Linked DNA regions of Homo sapiens: regions 2, 3, 4 and 5 are each linked to region 1. The links are chromatin contacts, found by Hi-C or POLR2A ChIA-PET in ENCODE. All regions are on one chromosome and are shown on one strand. The core of a region is the stretch at or near the end of the contact, and the rest is flanking DNA. Distances in the headings are between cores, read along the strand shown. Region 1 holds the start of VRK2 (VRK serine/threonine kinase 2). Region 2 holds the start of XPO1 (exportin 1). Region 3 holds the start of EHBP1 (EH domain binding protein 1). Region 4 has its middle 160 kb from the start of XPO1. Region 5 holds the start of CHAC2 (ChaC glutathione specific gamma-glutamylcyclotransferase 2).

What was found. Hi-C counts contacts between places; a loop is a spot of excess contacts on that map. ChIA-PET counts read pairs that join two places held with the same protein, here RNA polymerase II (POLR2A). Pooled maps may share reads with other maps.
Region 2: a map of naive thymus-derived CD4-positive, alpha-beta T cell shows a loop between it and region 1 (22-fold over the local background). The contact joins the promoter of XPO1 here to the promoter of VRK2 in region 1. A Hi-C loop is called at or near these places in 2 of 168 maps with a recorded cell type or tissue (both naive thymus-derived CD4-positive, alpha-beta T cell) and 13 of 50 pooled maps. POLR2A ChIA-PET finds 5 or more read pairs at or near these places in 2 of 52 experiments (CD4-positive, alpha-beta T cell and CD4-positive, alpha-beta memory T cell).
Region 3: a loop to region 1 is called in a map of naive thymus-derived CD4-positive, alpha-beta T cell, with 16 times the contacts of the local background. The contact joins the promoter of EHBP1 here to the promoter of VRK2 in region 1. A Hi-C loop is called at or near these places in 3 of 168 maps with a recorded cell type or tissue (CD4-positive, alpha-beta memory T cell and naive thymus-derived CD4-positive, alpha-beta T cell) and 10 of 50 pooled maps. POLR2A ChIA-PET finds 5 or more read pairs at or near these places in 1 of 52 experiments (activated B cell).
Region 4: a loop to region 1 is called in a map of naive thymus-derived CD4-positive, alpha-beta T cell, with 21 times the contacts of the local background. The contact joins the enhancer-like site here to the promoter of VRK2 in region 1. A Hi-C loop is called at or near these places in 1 of 168 maps with a recorded cell type or tissue (naive thymus-derived CD4-positive, alpha-beta T cell) and 6 of 50 pooled maps. POLR2A ChIA-PET finds 5 or more read pairs at or near these places in 1 of 52 experiments (GM12878).
Region 5: a map of CD4-positive, alpha-beta T cell shows a loop between it and region 1 (10-fold over the local background). The contact joins the promoter of CHAC2 here to the promoter of VRK2 in region 1. A Hi-C loop is called at or near these places in 2 of 168 maps with a recorded cell type or tissue (CD4-positive, alpha-beta T cell and naive thymus-derived CD4-positive, alpha-beta T cell) and 7 of 50 pooled maps. POLR2A ChIA-PET finds 5 or more read pairs at or near these places in 1 of 52 experiments (activated naive CD4-positive, alpha-beta T cell).

The regions. Positions count from the first base shown.
Region 1 is chr2:58,045,163-58,048,074 of GRCh38, forward strand. VRK2 (VRK serine/threonine kinase 2) reads left to right here and starts at 1,644. Exons shown (of 13, transcript NM_006296.7): 1 at 1,644-1,706. It overlaps LOC107984043 (formin-2-like), which reads right to left and starts at 2,071. Exons shown (of 3, transcript NR_171623.1): 1 at 1,362-2,071. RefSeq lists enhancers at 912-1,467, 1,357-1,476, 1,468-2,023 and a silencer at 1,627-1,896.
Region 2 is chr2:61,537,052-61,539,764 of GRCh38, forward strand. It overlaps XPO1 (exportin 1), which reads right to left and starts at 1,305. Exons shown (of 25, transcript NM_003400.4): 1 at 511-1,305. RefSeq lists enhancers at 1,030-1,289, 1,858-2,647 and a silencer at 1,780-1,919.
Region 3 is chr2:62,704,420-62,707,281 of GRCh38, forward strand. It overlaps EHBP1 (EH domain binding protein 1), which reads left to right and starts at 1,294. Exons shown (of 23, transcript NM_001142616.3): 1 at 1,294-1,633; 2 at 2,478-2,862. The coding sequence starts at 2,773. RefSeq lists an enhancer at 1,001-1,140 and silencers at 1,171-1,430, 1,551-1,630.
Region 4 is chr2:61,693,395-61,696,433 of GRCh38, forward strand. No RefSeq gene overlaps it. Among named protein-coding and RNA genes, the nearest start is that of XPO1, 160 kb to the left of the region's middle. RefSeq lists enhancers at 1,068-1,197, 2,470-3,039 and a silencer at 1,338-1,497. Within about 2 kb of position 1,342, at least 29 of the 41 ENCODE cell types and tissues checked have a DNase peak (open chromatin) inside an H3K27ac peak, as active enhancers do; they include GM12878, where a contact is called at or near this core.
Region 5 is chr2:53,766,145-53,769,122 of GRCh38, forward strand. It overlaps CHAC2 (ChaC glutathione specific gamma-glutamylcyclotransferase 2), which reads left to right and starts at 1,660. Exons shown (of 3, transcript NM_001008708.4): 1 at 1,660-1,877. The coding sequence starts at 1,743. All of the region lies in intron 1 of ASB3 (ankyrin repeat and SOCS box containing 3), which reads right to left. All of the region lies in intron 1 of GPR75-ASB3 (GPR75-ASB3 readthrough), which reads right to left. RefSeq lists enhancers at 1,632-1,981, 2,002-2,191.

The DNA of each region.
Region 1 (2,912 bases), core at 394-2,893:
AACAGACTAAAGGGATAAGAGGGTATAAAACATTTAGGAGGGTAATACAATTACCTAGAGAAAAAATATGGTTTGGGCCAGAATGCAGGTAAGGGTGCTAAGTGATAGATGCTGGATGTATTTTGAAGGTTGAGCCAACAGGATTTACTAACACTGGATACATGCCTGTAGGGAGAGGAACCACCTACAAGTAATCTGCTGTGGTTGCTACTGGAGTTGTTTCTTCTCAAAAGGGAGCCGGGGAAGTGGTGGAAAGCTAAACAAATTTGGAAAGGAGGAAAGAGTACCCAATATGGATATTAGGATTATTATGCATCTGTTACATAAATATCTGTAATTATGCATCTGTTATATAAATATCTTAAGAAAATAAGAAAGGACACTGTTGGACCAGTGAATGACTAAGGGCACAATTATTCTATGGACTGTTTCTTTAAAAATACTTTTTTGTTTGTTTTTAGAAACGTCTTCTCATGCCATCTTTCATTTTGGTGACAGTCTGAAAGATGTAGGGAGCCCCAATTCCTTATTCTATCAAAGTCATTAAAGGGCTCTAATTTTCCTTTCAGTATTTGTATCCCAACCAATTATTGGTGGTTACTATGTAGAATGCTGACGTATTAATAATCTTTGTCTAAGCATTTGTTTGGTTTAGTCTAAAATATAAGCTTACTATGAGTCTTTTTTTTCTTTCCTTCGAGACTGAGTTTCCCTCTTGCTGCCCAGGCTGGGGTGCAGTGGCGCGCTCTCTGCTCACTGCAATCTCTGCTTCCTGGGTTCAAGCGCTTCTCCTACCTCAGCCTGCCGAGTAGCTGGGATTACAGGCGTCCGCCACCACGCCTGGCTAATTTTTTGTATTTTTAGTAGAGATAGGGTTTCACCATGTTGGCCAGGCTGGTCTCAAACTCCTGACCTCAGATGATCCACCCGCCTCGGCCTCCCAACGTGCTGGGAGTACAGGCGTGAGCCACCGCACCTGGCCACTATGAGTCTTTATGTATTAGAAAACTGCTTAATAAAGTCCTCACCTTATTGTCATAATCTTATAACCAATAACCTTATAATCTAACAACAAGGGTTATTTCCATTTCACAGACAAAAAAACCTGAAGTTTGTTAATTACGGTGTTAAATTATCCTACGATTAATGGCAGAAATAGGTCCTGAACCAATATGCCTTTGAGAACTTAAACGCGGTGAGTTACATACAGGCCCTCCTAACTGGAGTCTTCGCTAGTACCAATAGTTAGTTGCTCGGCGAGAGCTCGGTAAGGACTAGCCATTTGGAAGCTCGTAGTACTCAGGTTGTGGTACAGGAGATCTAACACTCCTACACAAATGCATGTCGTGCTTATTTCGTACCAAACTGGTCTGGCGGCGGTTCTTCGTCCAGACGCTGGCGGGCCAGGGTGGAGGTAGTAACACAGCTCCCATTCCCCATGTAGCCGCGCCCTCTCCTTCCCCTGGGCGTCTCCGGGGCGTGGACAGGCCGCTGAAAGGAACCGGCTGCGGCCTGTGTGAGGCTCCGCGGGCCGCTGCACTGCGAGGCCGACGCAGCTGGAGAGAAGTTAGGCAGGTCCTAGGGAGGGCAGGCTCGAGTGCTGGGCCCGCCTCCCCGCGGGACTGTAGGCCCGGGGGCTCCGCCTCGTCGCAGCGGCAGGTAGGAGGCGGTGCGCGCGGCCCGGCGACGGGGGATCCTGAGGCCCGGTCAGTCTCTTGCTCTGGGGTCTTGGGTGGCGGGCGGCACCTCCGCTTGCAGTGCCGGAGCCGCGGCCCCGCTCGGAAAAGGGCTGCCGTCGGAGTTAGATGCCGGGGACTCCGGGCCGTCCCAGCCCCCGGGCCTCAGCTCCGGCCCGGGCAGAGTCGCTGCTTCCGCGTTTGGTTCTTTTTTCCCCGCTGGGAGTGAGAACAAGGCGTCCCCTTCTACTCACGTTTGCCAAAAGCGGGTCCGACGTGTTAGCGGAAAAGTGGGTGGAGTTTCTCTTTTTGCCGGTGCAGAGAGAACTTGTGGCGGGAAGTTGGGGCGCGGGGTTGGCCGTAGGTCCCCGGCGTGCTAAGGGCGGACGGACCAGGCGGCTGGGCCGCGCTGCTTCTCGTTACCTTCCGCAGGGTCAGGGGCCGCGGCGGGGTTGGAGGTCAGCCCAGGCACATGTTAACCCCTGGGTACCAGTTTGCTCGGAAACTCGTGTTGAGGACTCATCTTAGCCCTGGGAAGGTACCCAGAAGCCGAAGGGACACCCCTGACAGGGACGGGCCCTGAGAGGCTGTCGTTTCCCTTGGCAGATGAACTCGGGACTCGCCCCCAGGATGTACATTTCGTAGAGTCTCCCTTACCGCCTCAAGCCCTGAGGCCGCTGCCTTGCCCCAAAGTGTATTTATCTTTTTTATAATTATTTAGAATTTATTCCTTAATCAGTAGTTTACACTTTGGAGACTTTAAGTTTTAAATCAGTAAATCTGTAATAGGCACCAGCCTATATAATGTACTGGTCAAGGGAAACCTCCACAAAAACTTTTCCTGCTTTATGATACAATCAATGCTCTAGGCATAGTTCACCATCCAAATTCCCAGCCCTTGTGTGCCTATCAGGAGGAAGGTGAATATTGTTAAAGATACACGCAGCGACTCTACCTGGGACAATACTGCTAAGTAAAAAAGCAGTTAAGTGAAGGAGGAAAAACCCGTTAAAGGAAAAACAGATACTTTCTTTTATGGAAGCTAGGAAGATTATATTAAGAAAACTTTACATTTACGTATATACGTTTTTAATTAACTTTCATGTCAGAAACTCTTAATAGTTTTAAATACTTAGAGGATCATGGTTACCTTCACATTTAAATTATTTTCAGGCATGTATGCTGGCATATGTATTTTCCCCTAAGAAATTTTCTCTTTTAACTCAGAATTTCCCA
Region 2 (2,713 bases), core at 55-2,554, 3.5 Mb after region 1:
CGAGTTTCCTTGCTGGAGGAACAGGGAGTCGGCAGCCCCTCCCTCCCCCATCCCAAGCTCTCCACCGAGGGGGCCACGTGATGCAGGCGGACGTTTCAATGCTGCTGCACTAAATATTTCTGGAAACTTCCACTCCTAATAATTTACAGAGATGTTCCTGAAATCACCCCAACTTCTCCCCAGCCCCAGGGGCTGGGGAACCCCTCCCACCCCGCGCGGGGCCCCGCTTCACTATCACACTCCTCGCCTTCCTCCACCGCCACCCGCACACGCGAATGACCCAGCAAGCGCTCCCCTCCCGAGGCCGCCTCCCCGCCTCCATCCCCCAGCGGCAAAAGCGGCTCCATTCAATCGCAGGCTCCGCTGTGGGCCCGCCGCGCCCCCGGCCCGCCCGCCGCCTCCCGGGCTCGCTTCCCGCGGCCGCCGCCGCCGCGCCCCACGCCGGCCTCCTCCCGCCCGCCCGGCCGCGCCGCCGCCCGACCCTCGGCCCCGAAGACACAGTCGACTTACCCAGAGATTGAACCAACTGCTCCTTCCTTCCTCGTTGGGGGATTAGGGCGAGGGAAGGTGGGGAGGGGGGAGAGGGGACGAATCAAGGTGGGTTTCAGTTTTCCCACCTCAAAAAAGGAAATTAAAAAAACGGACAGGAAAAGGGCAAAAAGAGCTCAATAATATTTACTATTTCAGGGACGCTTCCCCCAACACACACACACACACACACACACACACACACCCGCCCCCCCCCAAAAGGGGAATTAATCTGGGGAATAAATGCTCCCGCCCGGCTGGGGAGTGAGGGAAGGGGGAGGGAACGGGGTCAAGTCCCAAAGATTCAGCCCCAGGGGGACCCTCCAGCCACAGGCAGCAGCAGAAGCGGCAGGAGTAGGGGGTGTAGAGTCCACACGGCCGGGGAGACGCTCTGCTGCCAGTTGCAGTCCGACTCCCCCCTACCAAAACACGGCTCCCTCTCTCACGCGGCTCCGGCGCTGGCCCCCCCCCCCCCAAGGCTCGCCTAAACTTTCCCCCCTTCTCTTGTTCCTCAGCGACTGGTGGTTCCCCCCTCCCCCTCTGGGTGGTTGCACGGACTGCAGCAGCAAAGACTGGAACAGGCACCGCCGCCGGGGCTGTAGCTACTGTTGCTCTTGCTGATGCTGTAGCTCCCGCTGCTCCTGCCGCGGCCGCTGCAGCCGCTTCTCCCCCTCCTCCTAGTGCCTCAAACTCGGAACCGGTTGAAACCGGTTCAGACTGGGAGATTCCATCTCGGTTGAGTTTTCAGCCCATGGCGCCGCGGAGCGTTTGGAACCTGGGCCTCCGCCCCCAGCCCGCCCTCCTATTGGTCAGTTCCAGCTACAGCCGCGCCATGAGCCTATCTCTCATTGGCCCGAGCGCCAGTCAATCCCGCCTCACGGCTCCACACGAGCCCGCCGCTTCGGCCCCTACCTCTTTTCAGCAGCGATTTGCCCGCAGAGTGGGGGAGGGGAAGTGGGGAGGGTCGAAAGGCAAGAGGAGAGGGGTGGAGGAGGAGGAGGTGGGACGAAGAGCAGGGATGAGTAGAAAAGAGAGCGAAGGAAAGCCGCGTGGAGGATTCGTTCGAACGAGCTGTCAATCAAGAGCAGCCCGCCCTCGAGCTCTCGACTTCCCTTCCCCCTGCGGCCCTCTCCCTCCCGGTGCCTAGTTCGCAGGCCCGGCCTTTCTCGCCCGCTCATTGGCTGGGCCTCTTCGGTGACGGAGAGGGTGGGGCGCAGCTCGTGAGCTGGTGGCGGCGCGAGTTTGATCGGGGCGCGCGGCAGCGTTCTCTTTGCTTCCCCCGGACTCGGCCGGCCCGCCCCCACCGGCTCCCGCCAACCTGCGGGGGCCTGAGCCCGCGGGAATCAGGATCCGCCCTTCGGATGGGGGCTGCGTTCGGAAAAGGGAGGGCACACCCAGTTTTGAACTCTGGAAGGGGTGGAGAAAAGAGGGAAAAAGAACGCTTCCGAGGCCAATTTTAGGCCCCAGACCTCTCTAATCCATTTTAGAGGCCTGGTTTTGGGGCCAGGTAGCTGAGAGAGGGGTTGGGGTGAGGCGCAGGGCGTGCATTCTTGGCGCCTCGTGATCTTCTCAGGGTGTCGGAAAAGATATCGAAATACTTCTTGGGAAAGTCTCCTTAAAATTTCAACTCTGTCTCTCCAGGCTGGAATTTGGCTGCTTCAACAAGCAACCTTTCCTGAAAACCAAAACATTGTAATCCCAAGTGATTGGTTTGACAGCGCATGTTTTGGCTGGCTGAGCTTGCATGCCAACTGCGTCCCACCTGGTGCCCTTGATCTGCAACACTCAGATTTTCCTTTTACCCTAGCTGCACTTCACGTACTAAATCATCATCAAATAGTATTTTCTGTGAAAGTCACATGCACGTTGCCTTTCACGTGGTTGCCTCTCGTTTGTTCCCAAGCGTCCTCCAAATCAGCTTTACAGATTGTTCTTTGCTTAAGAGCAAATAGCCCACCAAAATTTACTAGGCCCTTTGTGCCACCAAGAGGTAGATAAATGATTTATTGAATTAATAACAATTTTCTTTAGCAAATGTTCATCCACGATGGACTATGGCTAACCTCAAAGCACCACTTATTCTAACTCCCCCTCCAATAAAGAAAAACGCAACAACTCAATGTTTAGATGTACCAGAATTATTTTGGATGATTTTCAGACCTAAGTTTTTATTCATTACATAAAT
Region 3 (2,862 bases), core at 44-2,543, 4.7 Mb after region 1:
CTCTCTCTTCCTGTCCCTGAAAGAATCCTCCCTAGACCCTAACACCTTTCAAGCTACTTTGTCCATGCACCCTGCTTTCCAACCTTCGTAAGATTGAATGATCCTTGTTTCCAGAACCCATCCCGCTTGCTTTCTTTTTATGTTAGCTTGCCTCTCTTTTTTTTCCAAACTGTCTGCCCATAGCTTGCTGATGCGCCTACTTCTCTGATTATTCCTTCTCGGTCTCTTTCCCATTTTACTCTGTTTATTCCTTAGATGCTAGGATTCCCCTGAAGTTTCATTCTTTGTCCTCTTTCTCCACACCAGGGGTCTGTGAACCACCTAAAACTGAAAACAATTTTTTGTGTTTTGAGACAGAACACTTTTTCCCCCTTGAGAAAGTATCTGTAGCTTTCATATTCTCAAAAGGGCCCTTGGCTCTTTTAACAAGATTGAGTGTCCCTGCCCTCACTCTGCCTCCTCCTTTTTGCCTTTGACCACCCTTTTTATATGCTAGCTGTTCCCAAATCCATCTACAGTTCTCACTAGGGGCAAAAGAGTCCGACAGCGAAGAGGAAACCAAGATTCAAAGAAATGTTGAAGACTCCGAACAATAAGAAATTGTACTGTACACATTTTGTGTCTAGCTCAGCTGATTCAATCCCACTGAAGACCAGTTGACTCTATGTTGGGCGGGGAGCGGCCGGGGTGTCGGGGGGTGCCTGACAGGGTCATTACTTCAGGTTGTCAGGTAAGATCCCAGGAGGAACTGGTGAAATAAAGGCTATGCGCAAAAACCCTAGTTGCCAGTGGCGGAGGAGAGGGCGCGCCCAGGTCCTGGCGGAGATGAGAACAGGAGAGAAACCCACAGGCAGCTGCACTGCCCACAGCTGCAGCGAAGCCAATCTCTAGGTCTGCAATCACCCTTAGGGGCCAGAAACCCAGCCCCGCACCAGCGGCGCCTTTGACGGACAGCCACCTTCTGCAATCACCTTGCAGTTCACTATAAACACTCCCTATTCCTCCCGCCTATCGCTTCCCTCTCCAAGCCAATCAGAAGAACGGGCGGGATCGTCCTTAGTCGGTTCCTTCTTTTTTTTTTTAAAAAAAAGGTAGCCTGTGCGTCGCATTCCGGCTTCGGGGAAAAACCACCTCCCGAGCAAGGGCAAGGCGGAGCCCCTGTGATGGGCAGGCAGTTCTACCAATGAGGTGCCCCAGCCGCTGTAAGACCCGGCCGCCGAGGTGGGCGGGGCACGCGCGGGGCCTGGCCAATGGCGGCGGGGCGGTGGAGGTTGAGCTGCCGTGGGTAGGGTTAGTGTGAGAGGTGCGGCGGGGGAGGTAATGATGATGGTGGCGGAGGAGAAAGGCGGGGGAGGGGGTGCTGGGCGCTGAGCGGTGGCTCTGGCAGGGCTTGGTAGGGTGGGGGACGGTCGCGGGGCGATCTGTCAGGGAGGGGGTGGGCGTGAGGGGCGCCGTCCGCCTGAGGGGCTGCAGATCCCGGCTACCGCGAGCGCCGTGGCTGGCTTGGCTGTTCCATGTGGCTCCGGCGGGGATGGAGGACTCGGTGGCGGCGGCGGCTGCTGCTGCGGCGGCGACGGAGGAGCGGCTATGAGAAGGGAACGGGGCCAGACTCAGCCCGACAGCGGGATTAGAGGTGTGAGGAGGGGGCGGGAGTGGACGAGCGGCGGGGCCGGGGCTCGGGGTCCGGGCTGGGGTCTTCTGGTATCGCCTGGGTGACAGGGACCGCGGACGAGCCACCGCCTGTCTCCGCTGGGGGGCAGGGGTCTGGGCTCCGTGCGTGAGGAGACTGGGCTCCGGCGGACTGTTTCCCTGAGGATGGGGGAGGGAGGCACCGCACCCTGCACAGTCCACTTGCCCCGCTGGTCATTGCTTCACCCCCAGGCAGGAGTTTCCATTTCCCTCCGGTTGGCAGCGAAGGAGCCCAAGTGGCCTGGAGCCGGGACATTGCCCTCTCTCTGCCTGGAGATTTCCCTCCACTCCTCGTTCCCCATCCATTTCCTCCCTCCGACTGAAAAATAGCATTCCTCCTGGCTCCCTAATTTGTTCCAAGCACATATTGTCGGACTTGAGGCTATTAATTATCGACTGAAAAACAAAGTTTATTAAAAAATACTCCACTTCTCCCTCTTTCTGGCGGTGGACATTAAACAGCATCCCTAGACTTTCCCGCTCTGCTCGCCCTTCAGTGATGCTAACAGGGGGAGGTAGGGCCCCGAGTTACCGTCTCTCTGGATTGTTGTTGGTGCTGACTACCTGATGTGTCGCTCCACGTCTTCGGTGTGAATTGTAATTTCTTCCTTGGTGTCTTGCATCCTTGATGTTACTGGCTTTTGAGGTCAGTGTTTTGTTTCATTGTTTAAAAGACATGCAGAGAACTGGGATGGTCTTTTGCAGCGTTATTTAACATGGGTGGTTAGTCATTTCTCATGATTCTCTCCTCATATTCTTTCTCTTTTTGTCTTTGTTTTGCTTTTCAGCCCTCCAGAATACCCATCATATAGCCCCTGAGGTGGCATGGTGATGTCTCCATGAGGGAACCCCTTCCCACTCATCCTGTCACGTATATCATAGTGTTCTTGACTGGGCCATTCATCTAAGATGGGATTTACCCTGTGAAACAGGGAGAAGACTTATGGACCCCAAGCATCATTTCGAGTTGTAGTTGAGTTTTTAAAAGACATACATGCAAAGTTCCTTTGCTTTGGACCCTCTGCATTATTAAAGCTGCTGTATTGCTAACCCAGAACTGCTCCAGTGTCTTGACTGATCATCATGGCTTCAGTTTGGAAGAGACTGCAGCGTGTGGGAAAACATGCATCCAAGTTCCAGTTTGTGGCCTCCTACCAGGAGCTCATGGTTGAG
Region 4 (3,039 bases), core at 92-2,591, 3.6 Mb after region 1:
TGATACACTTAGATAAATGTACACACCTGCATTCTGTATGATTTGGGGGAGACAGGTGACCTGAGTTCAATCCTAAACTGATAATTTACTAATCATGTGACCTTGGGCAAATTACCTTAACTTCTGAAAGCCCTGGTAAAAATCCCACTTGATAATAAAATCGAGTCCAGGATAATAAAATAAAAATCAAGTGGGAGTACTTTTCACTCTGTAACCAACTACTGCTGAATTATTCTTTTCCTTTTTTTGGACAGTCTCACCCTGTCACCCAGGCTGGAGTGCAGTGTTGTGATCTCTCCTGGGCTCAAGCGATCCTCCCGTCTCAGCCTCCCAAGTAGCTGGGATTACAGGCGTGCACCACCATGCCCAGCCTGAGATAGCTTCTGTAATTATTCTAGCACAATGCTAAGCACTTGCAGCAGGTGAGTGGTTTGTTTCCTTTACACTCCCTACAAGAAATGTGAATGCAATGCTCTTCAGTTTTGGAGAACACAGGCAAACAACTGTATGTGCTAAATCATCTGACTTCATTTTGATCACAAGGGCTTCCACCAGCCAATGAATACTTGCTGTGAATGCTGCCCAATGTCGGGCCTGAGGAAAACCAGACAGTGGCTTCATGTCATTTTTTAAATCATGTCTGATATATTTCATTGGAGCTTTTCCCCCCCAATACCCAAAGAGATACCCAAAGAGAACTCTGAAAACACCAATACCCCAATTTCCTGCTTTGTGCCTGCATTTCTCTAAATATTTCCATCTGAACTTTGTCTGCGAGTATTAGGTCAGATGTCTACTGTAATTACCAGGCATCCTGGGGACTGTAATTAAAAGGCAGTTTGAAATGACTGACACTTTGATGGTGATTCTAGCCATTTCTATTTTCTGACAACGAATCTTCCTCAAAAATTTTACTGCCCCCTCATGTCCTTGCTCCCTGATTTTTCTTCAGTTAGGCACTCCGTAATTCAGCAGCATTCTTTTCTTTCCACAATTTATCTCCCTACTCCCCTTCTCATCACTTGGGTCCGGCCGGTGAGCAAGGAGGAAGAAACCCAAAGGGATCTTCAGGGTCCGCGCCCCGCAAAAGGTCTCACAGCAGAGACGTACAGGAGAGGTGACCCAACCCCCGGACCTGGATGGGGCCCTTATGGGAAAAACCCCGTGTTTGCTTCAGGCCATTCTATGCGGCATCCACGAGGTCTGTGGGCCAGCGGCACGGCGCGGCCCTGTCCCCCAAAAAGGAGGAGAGGCAGGAGGAAGAGGAAGTGGCCGTACAGGCCGAAGCCTTGTGGAGCCTCAGTGCGGGGCTTGGCCAGGTCCTAGGGGGCGTGGCCTCGGAGGCGAAAGCGCAGGGCGGGGCCGAGGTGTAGGAACCGGGAGGGGCCTCGTGGGGGGAGGAGACTCGTGGGGGCGGGGCCCAAGGGAGGCGGGGTGGGGCGGGGCCGCGGCCAGAGGAAGCCCCTCCCGGTTTCCCTTGACAGGGTCACCTGCCTGCAAGCCACCTGCGCTCCCCTTCCTCTCCCACAGCCTACATGACCAGTGTGGGTCGCCAGCCTGAGCGAGGGTGCTCAGGTGGTTTCTACTCTCATTTTCACTTTCCAGTGCCGCTGCCGACTTGGAGGGGAGAAAGGGGCGGGGCAAACCCTGGTTTCGCCCCCCCGCCCTCAGGCTGGCTGCCACGCGGGGGCGCAGTCAGGGGGTCTGCGCTGTGTGGGTAGGGGGTCTTCAGGGCTGCCCCTCCGCAGTGCCACCCTAAGCCAAGATTCCCACCCCTGAGGCAATCCAGGATGAAATGCACACTGGCTGGGGTCATGTTAAGTAACAGAAGTATTCCCAGGCCCCAGCTATCTAAAAATATTCTTCCAGCTTAACGGGTTAGTTGCCTTTTTTTTTTTTTTTTTTGTATTTTGTTTTTTCCTTTAAGTAGAAAACTGGACCCTGAGAAATACGTACGGCCAGGCTAACCTGTGAGCAGCAGGACATGGCACACCCTGGGAAGCGAAGACAAGGTTCTCCCTCCCTCCCAATTGCTCATATGTGACATGGGTCCTCTCTCAGCGGCTCCCTGCACAGGATTCTTTTTTCAGAGAGGCTATTCCATTTCTCTAGTTTTGTGACACCCTCTTCACTGAATTCCTTCACTTTAGCTTAAGTCTTGATTGTGTCACCTACCCCAATGCTAGTCTAAAGGACTAAAGAGAGTAAGCCTTTCGAGGAAAGAAAGAAAACTATATAATTGCTTTTTATGTATTCGGTTTAACCAGCCAACTTCTGTGCTACACGGTGGGAAAACAAAGACATATATGACACAGAAAAGTAACTATACTCCAGCATTATACATTTAATAACAAAAACATATGGTAGACACAAAGGTAGAATAGGTGAGGGGGTGACTAATTTCATGAGATATGGGGAATGGGAGCCTAAGAAAAAGTTTTGGCCGGGCGCGGTGGCTCGCGTCTGTAATCCCAGCACTTCGGGAGGCCGAGGCGGGCAGATCACTTGAGGTCAGAAGTTCAAGACCAGGCTGGCCAACATGGTGAAACCTCGTCTCTACTAAAAATACAAAAATTAGCCGAGCGTGGTGGCGCGTGCCTGTAGTCCCAGCTACTGGGGAGGCTGAGGCGGGAGAATTGCTTGAACCCAGGAGGCGGAGGTTGCAGTGAGCCAAGATCGAGCCATTGCACTCCAGCCTGGGCAAAAAAGCGAGACTGTCTCAAACAAACAAAAATACAAGCAAGCAAACAAACAGTTTCAACCCGGAGTGAGGCCCATCTGAGGGGGCATTTGAAGCATCAACAGGAGTGTAAGAAAAGAAAGCCCTTGGCCGGGCGCGGTGGCTCACGTCTGTAATCACAGTACTTTGGGAGGCAGAAGCAGGTGGATCGCGAGGTCAGGAGATTGAGACCATCCTGGCCAATACGGTGAAACCCCGTCTCTACTAAAAATACAAAAATTAGCTTGGCATGGTGGCGCATGCCTGTAGTCCCAGCTACTCGGGAGGCTGAGGCAGGAGAATGGCGTGAACCCGGGAGG
Region 5 (2,978 bases), core at 410-2,909, 4.3 Mb before region 1:
TCAGATTCTCTATGCTTGACCAAATAGACCCACTGACTGAGCATACTGAAACCAACAGAGAACACCATGAAGAGATGAGCCCGGTTTTCCTACATAGCCCAGAAAGTTCTTAACAGAGTTCTTGCCCACATCATCACCTCCCTCCAATGCTCACTTCAAGTTCCCCTCCAGTCAGAGTCCAGTATAGCTCTCATGTGACTCTCTCGAAGACACAATTTCTTGTTAGTGACTCTATGAAGCAGTTTGGATATGGAATACTTATTTGATTACATAACTATTGTTAATTTTCTCAGATGTGATAATGGCATCACAGTTATTAGGAGAATGCCCTTATTCTTTTTTTTTAGGGAACTTGTTCTAGGATGAATGTCCTTATTCTTATGAGACACATGTAGAGTATGTGGCAGTAAAATGTCATAACACAAGCAACTTCAAATGTTCTCCATTTAAAAGTATAAATAAAGTAAAAAGGAAGTACAGCAACTGTGCAAAATGGTAATTACTGGATCTAGATGAAAGGTATTGGTCATTACACTCTTTTTATCTGAGTTTTCTGTGTATTCAAAATTTTTCAAAAAAGAAGGGTTAGCAACCATATCAGGCAATTTGAAACCACAACTTAGAGAAAATAGGAAAAGACTTGCTTTTTTTTTTGTTTGTTTGTCTGGTAGCAGCTTCCTGCTGATTTCTTTATAAGAAAACAAATAATACCCCTTGAATCTGAGTGTTTTAGCATTCAAGATCATGGTATAAAAATCTTCAAGAAAGAACAATCACTTGGTAAGGTTTCTGTTTTCACACACAGAGACACAGCCATGATAGTCCAAGCGAATTTCCTAAACAATATTTTGCAGCAAGAGCTCTAATGAGCAGATCTTCAAAAAATTTTAGGATCCTTGACCCCTTGGAGAAACTCATGAAAGCTGTAGTTTCCCCCTAGAAAAGTGTACACCCCAAATTTTGTATACAAATTCAGGTTCCCCAGCTCGTTTCCAAAGCCTTTACAGGGGCCCCAAGTTAAGAACATTTGCCTGCTCTTTTGTGAACAAGCCAATGATAATACTAAAGATGAATAAATTTGTGTAAAATTTAAATATATAAACAATTCCCATTGAAATGACAGCTACTCTTTCACAAGCGTAAACTTCTATTGTAAACTTTCTGCTTTTATTTGAAAGGCAAAAGACTTTTTTTTCAGGACATAAAATCAAATATGAATTACATTCCTCTGGCTGCTGTTATATAGGCAAAAATCTAATTTCCAAAGCAGAACAAAACGTGTTTCTAGGTGCTTTGCTACCTGCGGTGCTGGTACACCGCCTCCGTATCTGGACACGAGTGACGACTCCTGCTCTTTTCTCCTTCCTCGGCCCCGTTAGAAATAAGCCCAGTTCCAATTTCAGAGCCAAATAGCTCCAAAAAGCATTGTGGGTATTGTAGTTTTCTGCACACGGGCACTAAAGGTAGGTTAGGGTGATTTACGGATGCTGCAAAAGAATCCATTGCTTACTACACCGAAGGTCAATGCCTCTTGACACCCTAATCAAGGAAATAAAATAAAGCTGACTGAGATCCGCTCGGAAAATCTTTCTGGATCTAAACTCCCAGTGCGCTTTGCGCCCCAAGTGGCCATCGCGCCTGCGCCCCGCGCGGCCGGTTACTCGCTTACCGGAGGCTTCAGTCCCCGGCGGCGCGGCGACAGCTAGGGTTCACGGCCACTGGGGCAGAGGAGCCGCGAGAAGATGTGGGTTTTTGGTTACGGGTCCCTGATCTGGAAGGTGGATTTCCCCTATCAGGACAAGCTGGTCGGATACATCACCAACTACAGCAGGCGCTTCTGGCAGGGCAGCACGGACCACCGCGGGGTCCCCGGCAAGGTGAGGCGCCGGTCAGCTCCCCACACTTACTGCCCCCTGACCCCTGCTCCCCAACTCCACACACAGCACCCACACCCTAGAGAACCACACCTTAGCGCTTCATGGGGCCAAAGCACATGGCTTGGGGTAACATTTCTGTAGATTTTCCCTGCCACCTGCCCGCCATCTCTAACCCAGCCCGGGCACTCCTTCCGAAGCTGCTTAAGATGCCGGTGGTTAGTCTCTAGAGACGGCGAGAAGCGCGGGCACAGGCGCACGAGCTCGCACCAGGCTGAGTGCGGAGATGGGGACTCCATCTCTCTGCAACCTCTGCCAAAAGAAAAAAAGTCCCATTGGCGGGAAGATGAATGCTCATGTCACCACAGAGTTGAAATAGTAAATCAAGTTGCAAATTCAGCTTTTTAGCAATTAAATTTGTTGGCATTTCTGCATTCTAGCCGACTTTCATGAGCTTGCGATTAAACGTGCATGTTACTTCTAGGATTTCTTTACATCTTTCAAAAGTTTTATTTTCTGACACACAGGATTGCAGAATGAGTTTCCAAAATTTTCGCTGGTTATTAAGGAACTCACTTTGGTTTTCAGTACTAGTGAAGTTAAATGAAGTTCTGGTTATATGAATAACATAGTACCAAACTCATTACTATATCCAGCATTATTTTAATGTTACTTTCTTGATGGTTCTCATAATTATAATATGAAATGTAAGTTCATTGATTCACTTTTCAGTCAGTCCTACAAAGACATTAATCTCAATATATGTATAGAGAATTAGCAGCAGCTCACTGCTTATGCAAATCAGCTTTGTACTGGCTACAAAACAACTAATCCATAAAGAAAACTAAGATTGAGGTAACTAATAATTTGGAAATTGGTCAATGGAAAGTGGAAAAGATCAAGGCGCTAAAGTAGTTTGCACCTGCTCATAAGAGAGACATGGGATTAAAATCACGAAAAGAACCTGAATTAGAAACCATTCTATCTCAACTAGAGTTGGTCAGTTAAGAACTTGGCTTTTAAGTAGACTATACTGGCCTATTGGGATGTTGGACACAGTGACCTGAAAAGGGGCAATGGCTTAGGATAAATGCACATTTACAG